Linked DNA regions of Homo sapiens: region 1 is linked to region 2. Evidence: read pairs that join two places in POLR2A ChIA-PET (ENCODE). Cell type or tissue: Panc1. All regions are shown on one strand. Region 1 overlaps FIGN (fidgetin, microtubule severing factor). Region 2 has its middle 330 kb from the start of KCNH7.

What was found. ChIA-PET counts read pairs that join two places held together with the same protein. Peaks named below come from ENCODE experiments on the same cell type or tissue, not always from the same donor. Only the 100,000 strongest peaks of a DNase experiment are listed, where the experiment ranks them.
Region 1: POLR2A ChIA-PET joins it to region 2 with 5 read pairs; 1 of 35 experiments calls an interaction of 5 or more read pairs at or near these places.

The regions. Positions count from the first base shown.
Region 1 is chr2:163,636,906-163,640,905 of GRCh38, reverse strand. All of the region lies in intron 2 of FIGN (fidgetin, microtubule severing factor), which reads left to right. Among named protein-coding and RNA genes, the nearest start is that of FIGN, 97 kb to the left of the region's middle. In Panc1, no CTCF peak of the experiment used is centred here; no DNase peak of the experiment used is centred here; H3K27ac peaks cover 960 bases.
Region 2 is chr2:163,167,704-163,171,703 of GRCh38, reverse strand. No RefSeq gene overlaps it. Among named protein-coding and RNA genes, the nearest start is that of KCNH7, 330 kb to the right of the region's middle. In Panc1, CTCF peaks have their summits at 1,814 and 2,029; DNase peaks (open chromatin) are centred at 1,430 and 1,953; H3K4me3 peaks cover 571 bases.

The sequences.
Region 1 (4,000 bases), 470 kb before region 2:
GCTCTCTGGTATTTATCACTATTTAGGAGACTTGAGGTTCAAAGGGCCAGGATTCATAGGTACCAGTGTTATTCTAAATATTTGATCAAGTACCTGTTGAGGGATTTTCTTTTGGCCTTTTGTCTTTAGTATAAGAGGACTCTCCCATTCTGCCCAGGTATATTTAGTAACTCTGTTTTTTGTGTAGCTAAATATAGTTCAAAGACCCAGCATTAGGATCAACACAGTTGGAATTTTTTTTCAAGTCAATAGGTCTTGATTTATTAACGAACTCTAAGACCAAAGGGTGATATTCTTCATATAAGGAACTCTGCTTCTAGACAAATGAATCAAATCGCTTTTTAAGTACAGACTCTTAAAATAGTAAATTATATTTAAAATCAATTGTTAAAAATGATTGTTTCCTGAGCTGAAATGTATAAATAAAAAAATGGAAACCTAAATGTAGAAATAAGTGTGTAGACACACACTCATGACTCTATATATTAAGGAGATACGGTGGCAGAGTGAGAGTGTGTACTGGTCAAAGAAAATTATGATATAAATAACCAAGGAGGGTTTTTGTGAAGATGATTAGAAATTAACTGTATCTTCTGATTCTTCTATTTTTGTTACATAAACATGAAAATGTTCTTAAGTTTAATGTTATGAAATTTTCCAGTTCAGTATTTTCTGTATCTAACTTGATTAAACATGTTAATTTTTTCATAATTAGAAAAATTACTATTTTATAATGATGTGCTAATTATAAACCAGTTGGAAATTTTCTGTAAAAGTGTTTTATTTTAAAAGTGATTGGAAAGGTAATATGATACTTCTTGCAGGAAGCAGTTCCTGTACACATGTACAAGTATATGAAGGTATCCAGCCTCATATGAAATGTTTTTCATGAGGGTAATAACTGTAGCACTAAGGGTAGCACTCAGATGATGATAATAACAATAACAATTCTTTAAGAAGGACATATTAAGCTAAGCTGCTTTATGCATAAAATATTCATGTATATATCTACTTATGTTTACAGAAACTTAAAATATTAGAATGTTAGACCAACAGCAATAAAATACTTGGAAAAGGTACAAAAGGAATATCTAATGAATTTTAGTCTTCCTTGGGGAATTTAGAAGAGACAACTTTTATTAATATTATTTGAAAAATAATTGATTTCGTGTTAAAAAAATGCCTTTTAGATTTTGTTGTTGTTGTTAATGATGTAACTATTTCCTATTTGGTTTCAGTGTATCTGGGTCCATTCCCCACTGAAGAGAGTAAAGGAATTTTCACGGCTCTTTTGGAAATGTATATCCAAATATATTGTGGTAAAGAATGTATCTGAGGCACTATCACCGTGGTTTGAGTGGATTATTGGCCTCAGAGCACTGTAGAAATTGACAATTGTGGTACCTGATTGAATTTTTTTCCCCTGTAAAAATCTGAGGGAACATGAACTTGTTTGCCATGTTTAACCTATATTATACAGAAGATGGATTGCCTTTAATCTGCACAATAAAGCTTATAATTATATATTGCAACCTATGCATCAGAGAAGTGATCTTACTTGAAAAATTTAAACATTTTTCTGGAACCTGTCATGGTAACATTGAAAGGATTAAATAAATGTGCTGTGTTTTTTAAGTATGAAAAATTTTAATTGTAAAAAAATTCTGAGAATTAGGCCAGTCATAGGAAAAATGCAAAACCACACTTGAGAGGTAAAGAACAATTTCTAGTAGTCACTATAATAACTTTTATCAGGTAAAGAGCATTGAAAAAAATTTAAATATATTTTTGTTGTCCACCTTATGTAAAATTATTTTTTGTGCCGAAAATTCTATTTTGCTATTCTTAGTAACAAGCAAACAACATAAATTTTAAGTGAGAATCCATAAAAATTCTATACTTTCTGAGATCTGTAAAATATCAGTTTTGCTTACTGGAGGGGTTTAATGCTGTTTAATATACTTTTCTCTTTACAATTAAATTAGATGTTTTTTTTAGAGGAGAAAAACTCATAAAGGAAACAGCCTTGGAGATGTAATATGTTCTAACATATTTAAATAATTAGACTTCTGTCTCATTGAAATGTATGTGCTCTAGGTTGGGTAGTGATAAAAGCATGAATATTAGTATGATTAGGAAATTACATCATGTCACAGCGTAATTGATTGATTGATAGCTGAATGAAAACTAACCATAAAGCATGTGAAAATAAATGTGTGTGCTGCAGTTACTCAGGCAGAATTTTTGCATCTACCCAGTTACAAGATTAGTAACTGAAATGTTCATCTTCCAAACAAATGGAATTGATATTTCTTCCTTTTGCTTGTGCCTGTGTATGCTTTCATTCTAATACTGGCAAGGAAAAGAATAAGAGGATTTGAAGTGCTTAGTGCTCAATTCAGTATTTAATTGTTCTTTAAGACTTGTCAGATGGGCACCACATTACTAATTGACTCTGTGAGCAATTAGTGTTTTGGAATTTACCTTTCTGAGCTTCAAGTTTTAAATGTAAAGCCCCACTAAAACCTAAGAGTTAATACTCTCTTACTTGTCCCTGGAGAATTGCATTTCCCAAACATTTAAATTACCATTAATTTTTAAAAAGCATTTTGCCTTTTTTCTGCTTGTGTTTTTACTTTCTCATTCTCTGTCTTGATCTTTTAAAGATTCCTGCTCATACAAGTCTTTGGCGACTCTCACACTAGCGTAGAAGGGCTGGAGAAGCAAGACCACGGCAGGATTCCGTTTCAAAGCTGAACCAATATTCACCATTGACATATTCATTCATCTGTGCAGGGTCATTGGAAATCCTCTCTCTCTAGTTTTTCCTTCCCTTCAGGGAGCAATGCTTAAAAGAGCAAACCCCTGGTGTGAAGAGATAGGAGAATTCTCAGCACAGCCAATGGTGCCAGGAATCGAATTAAAGTTGTCCATTTGCAGATGACTGTCTATTGGAGATCCCAGCACACAGAGGCACCGTGCTTTCTGCTGATGCTTTGTTTACTTGAGATTCTGTCAGTGGCACTTCAATTTTATTTTTTTATGGCAAAAGTCACATCCTGCCTAAAATATGTCAGAAGACCAAAAACACTAGGATACATATTGGTCTGTAGAGTTACTTACATAGCATTTTACTCTATTTCCAAGGCTTGCTCAAGGAAAAATAAAAATTTTAAAGCCTTATGTGCATGTGCAAGAAAGGATTGTGCTTCACATTCTAATAGCAAAAAAAAAAAAAGTTAAATAATTACTGAATTCACTCTTCTTTTTTGAGAAGCCAAAAACTTGTCATTTATTCTGCAATTGTTGACATTCCCAGATCTATTTTGGCATAAATCTCATTTTGATATGACTGAACCTACAATTTTGTCTATCTTCACATGCATTATCTCTTCTAAGTGAGAGGCACTAAGAAGACATGAGTTGCCATTAAATCTTAGATGCCAGAAGTCAGCACTGAGTATGTTTTCTCCAGTTTGATTTCCTTTGCTAGCATAGGAGATGCTGCCATGATTTAATTTATTAGGCAAAGTAAAAAACTGTCGTAATTAGATTTGTGGGAAGATTTTTTTAAACCCCCAGAAGAACATAAACTCTTTAGGAGATGAATATTTAGAATGCATGGTCTCTTTTCAAGTTCCAGAGAACCCAAGTATGTTTTAACAATTGCTAGTTTTGAGTTTGTAATTAGATTGCTACTGTTGCATTTCTTCTTTCACTTTAATTTTTCTCTGCTTTATTTGCAAATAGTGAATAGTCCCTCAATACACATTTACTGACAGAATGAATAAATGATGCTCTGTGTTCCGTTTTTTGTTTGTTTGTTTGAGACGGTGTCTCACTGTGTCGCCCAGGCTGGAGTGTAGTGGTGTGATCTCGGCTCACTGCAACCTCTACCTCCCAGGTTCAAGCAATTCTCATGCCTCAGCCTCTCAATTAGCTGGGACTACAGGCGCCTGCCACCACTCCTGGCTAATTTTTTGTATTTTCAATAGAGATG
Region 2 (4,000 bases):
AAGACACGCTGGAGATAAACTTATTCTTCATCTAAGTAAACAATTTTTCAAAAAGTAGCTTTAAGTGGCAGGAACCATTGTGTCATTTAGTGATTTTTGGTATAGTTAAACTTAATCCAGGTTACTGAGATGGCTGATTTTAAATGGGCAATTTTGCCACTTTTTGTTGTTGTTAACTTTCATCCTTTTGATGAACTGTAACTTTTACCTGGACATTCCAGAATCATCATTTTTCTTCAGTGAGAATAAACACTGGACCCTTAGGTAGCTGTTCCCTCTTTCCTGTATCCCTTCCCATCTTTATTGTTATCCTTCACCGAAGAAGGAAAGCCTAAGCTTGTTGTTTAGGGATAAGTAATTATTTTCTTTTCTTTATTTTGTTTTTCTTGAGTGTTTCATTTCCAGGACCAAAAAAAAAAAAAAAATTACGGGTTAAGATGCTTAGTTACTAAATGTTTGACTTCTTTTCCTACAGTCAACTCCATAGTTCTAGAATTATTTATTGATTTTACTCATTATATTTAGTATAAAATTGCTTATAGATAAGATATATACATAGACTTATATTGACATAATTGTATGAACGTATGTGTATCTGTGTATGTGTCTGTGTGTGTATGTATATATTTACCCCTTCTCCTGGCACCTATCCTAGGCCTAGTGCTACCTGTGATGCATTAAAGAGCCTAGATTTTGAAGTCAAAGTTAGCTCCAATTCCTAGTGGATGGGTACCTTGATACAAGTTATTTGTCCTCTTGACATTCTTGTTTCTTCTTATGAATATTAATAATAATAGTAATTATTTTTCATAGCTGTTTTAAGGATAACATATTTGTGTGATTGTGTAAGGAGTCTAGCACCATGCTTGGCATGTAAGTGATTAATAAATGTTACTTTTATTATATTTGCCTGGCCTATAGTAGGTGGTTAAAAATATTTTACTAGTGTTATTATTATCTATATCTTACTAGTCCCCATGTGTCTCACTACTATAGCAATATTGCTTTATAACTACCAACAAACAACTCCATTTTTTAAATAGACAATATGTAATATACTTGTGAGGATTATGCAAGATGATCCATATATAGCTGTTGCATAAGGTCCTCAATAAGTATGTATATTGTTATGGCTTTGGTTGTCAACATAATTGTTGTACAAAGCTTGCTCTGAACATTTTTTCCCTAGCTGCTCTAGCTTCTTAATTAGGCTTCGATCTTCATTTCTAAGAAAAATATAAAACCACTTATGATGTAGAAATCTGCCTATATTTTCATTTGTGGCTTTGGCCAGGTCATTTATCATCCATAAGGCTCAGTTTCTCAATCCTGGAATGAAGTTTCTAAATGAGGTCTTGAAAGTACTTTTCATCAATTTCATGCAGAAGTCATTTTCTTGAATCTGCTGTGTGAGTGAAAGCCATCAGACAACCACCATTGGCCACAAAAGCATGTGATCAGTGCTTTCATTTAAAACTCTAAAGGGAAATAATCCAATATGTAAACTTGTAAGATAGGCACATAATACTTGAAAGTCAAATACTAAATATTCCTACTTTAAATACAGTTCTTTTTTTTTGAGACGGAGTCTTGCTGTTTCCCAGGCTGGAGTGCAGTGGCGCAATCTCGGCTCACTGCAAGCTCCGCCTCCCGGGTTCACGCCATTCTCCTGCCTCAGCCTCCCGAGTAGCTGGGACTACAGGCACCCGCCACCATTTAAATACAGTTTTTAAACTACTATATTTTACCTATTTCTTAATTTGGCCTCCTGGTACAAAATCAAGATAAAGGACAGTGCATATATTACTTAGAGAGTGAGAATCTCAGTGTAAGTCATTTGTTTTGTTAATGTCATTGCAAATTTTTACAGTGTCAGCCTAGACCTTATTATGTGAAACCACAGAGAATCACGGACATAATCTGATCAGCCTTAATGCAATATAGTTTTGTCAAAAAATCTATTTGTCGAGTAAAAGGCATTGCGTTAGTTCTTTTAATATATGGTGTATAGTGACACCTATAGGAGACTGTGTGTAATGAATGGCATTCATTTAAAATAGGGATTCTATGGGTGTGGTAAGCTTTTAGTGTGAGGAAAGTGCATTCAATGGAAACAGGAAAATATAAATTCAGCATTAACACTTAAAGTGTGTAAGCTCTCCCTTAAGAATTAAAGATGCCTGGAATATATTCCATAATAGAAATAGCTTCAAATGACTGGGAAAATTGATGGAGAAGAGAACAATTTCCATGGTAACAATATAATGGGAATTTCTTTTTTTTAAGGAAGAGTAAAGTAAAAAACAGAAATATAAAGTGAGTGCCACAAAGGAGACTACACCTGGCAGCAAGTGATAGGGTAGAAATAGCTCTTTTTTTCAAATATCTGAGTAAAACACTATTTAATTCTCTGTATCAGTAACAATCATAAAACAATTGTGGTTATAATTATAGTTACATCTTGTGCTATGCCATATCAATTATATTTCCCAACTAACATCATTGTGTCACAGACATGCCTGAAAAGCTGAGGCCACATAGCATGGAGAGAAGAGCTGTGGACTGGTTGTGAGAGGTGTGATTGCAAATCCCAGGGCTGCTAAACTATGGTCTACCGACCATAGTTATTTTATCCACAGAATGAGAAGGGATGACAAGGTAATTTCAAAAGCCAAATCCAGTTCTAAATTTTCCAACTATAAATTTAAATTAGTGATGACTTTTTCTTTTTTAATGATTCCATGATTAGTGGTTAACTTGATGTGCAACCTTTTACAAAGCACTTAACCTCTCTGTGCAATGGTTTTCTAACTTTTAATTGCAGTGCGTGGACTAGATGATCTCTAAATTGTCACCTCTAAAATATTATTATTCTAAAATACTGTACATCATATTCCTAACACTAGTTTGATCCCTGAGTGAGTTAAAATTCTACCTTTGGGTGGTATTACGAGAATCAGTGAAATCCCAAGCATATGAGTAAAAGGGCTACTTATATCTAATATGGATTTATCTCTAAACATATTTGTATGAGCTGCAAGAGTATATTTGGGTTCTTTAAAATCTATACACCCACAGTACCTCTACTGTTGTTTGGTTTGTTATTGAGGACAGCAACAGAAAATGTGTGTCTCCCCAGGGGTCATCTCCCCAACCTCACTCCATGGCATTCAACATACGAAGTGATCTAAATTTTTGAGTTCAACTCCCTGTTTCCTCCAAAAGCCTTTGTAGCTTAAGCTGAGCCTCATTAAGGGACTGCCTAAGGTTTTAAAACATAATTAAATAAGTATTTCCTATACTTGTTCTGGAAAGAGACTTTTTAGTATAGCAAATCTATATTCAAACTTCATTATACACATTCAGAAGAAAGCTACAGGTTACTAGGATTTCTTCATATTCAACAAAAGAGAAGCTTTTTCCTGATGTTTTGTCTTGAAGCCAAGCTTACAATCCTCTTAGTAGTAAAGTAAAGACCAGTTTTATTGGGTACATACCATATGCCAAGAATGATGTTAAAACTTCAGGTGCGGAATTTCATTTAATCTTTATAATCCACTGAAAGATTTATAATCTTTTCATAAATGAAGAGAATACAACCTTAAAAGTTTAACTTATTAAGTTTAAAACTGAATTAAAGTATATTGAACTCAGACTTGGTCTGTCTCTCGGTGTGTGTGTGTGTGTGTGTGTGTGTATACAGCACACACATATGTACATACACAGGTCTAGTTTAATTGGTTCCTATCATCATTATTAAAGGTTCATCTTTCTTATCTACTTGTATTATGAGCTCATAGTCAATGGCATATTTAGAATCTGAATATTAGAAGAGTGTAGTTAAGTTTAGAGCTAACAAATAGTTTTATTTTCTATTGCTCCCATGTTATTTCAAAGCAAATTCTTAGCATCACAGCATTTCATCCGTGCAGATTTCAGAATATGTGACTAAAATATAAGGAATTTTGTATAATGCTATAACAATACATTTATCACATGT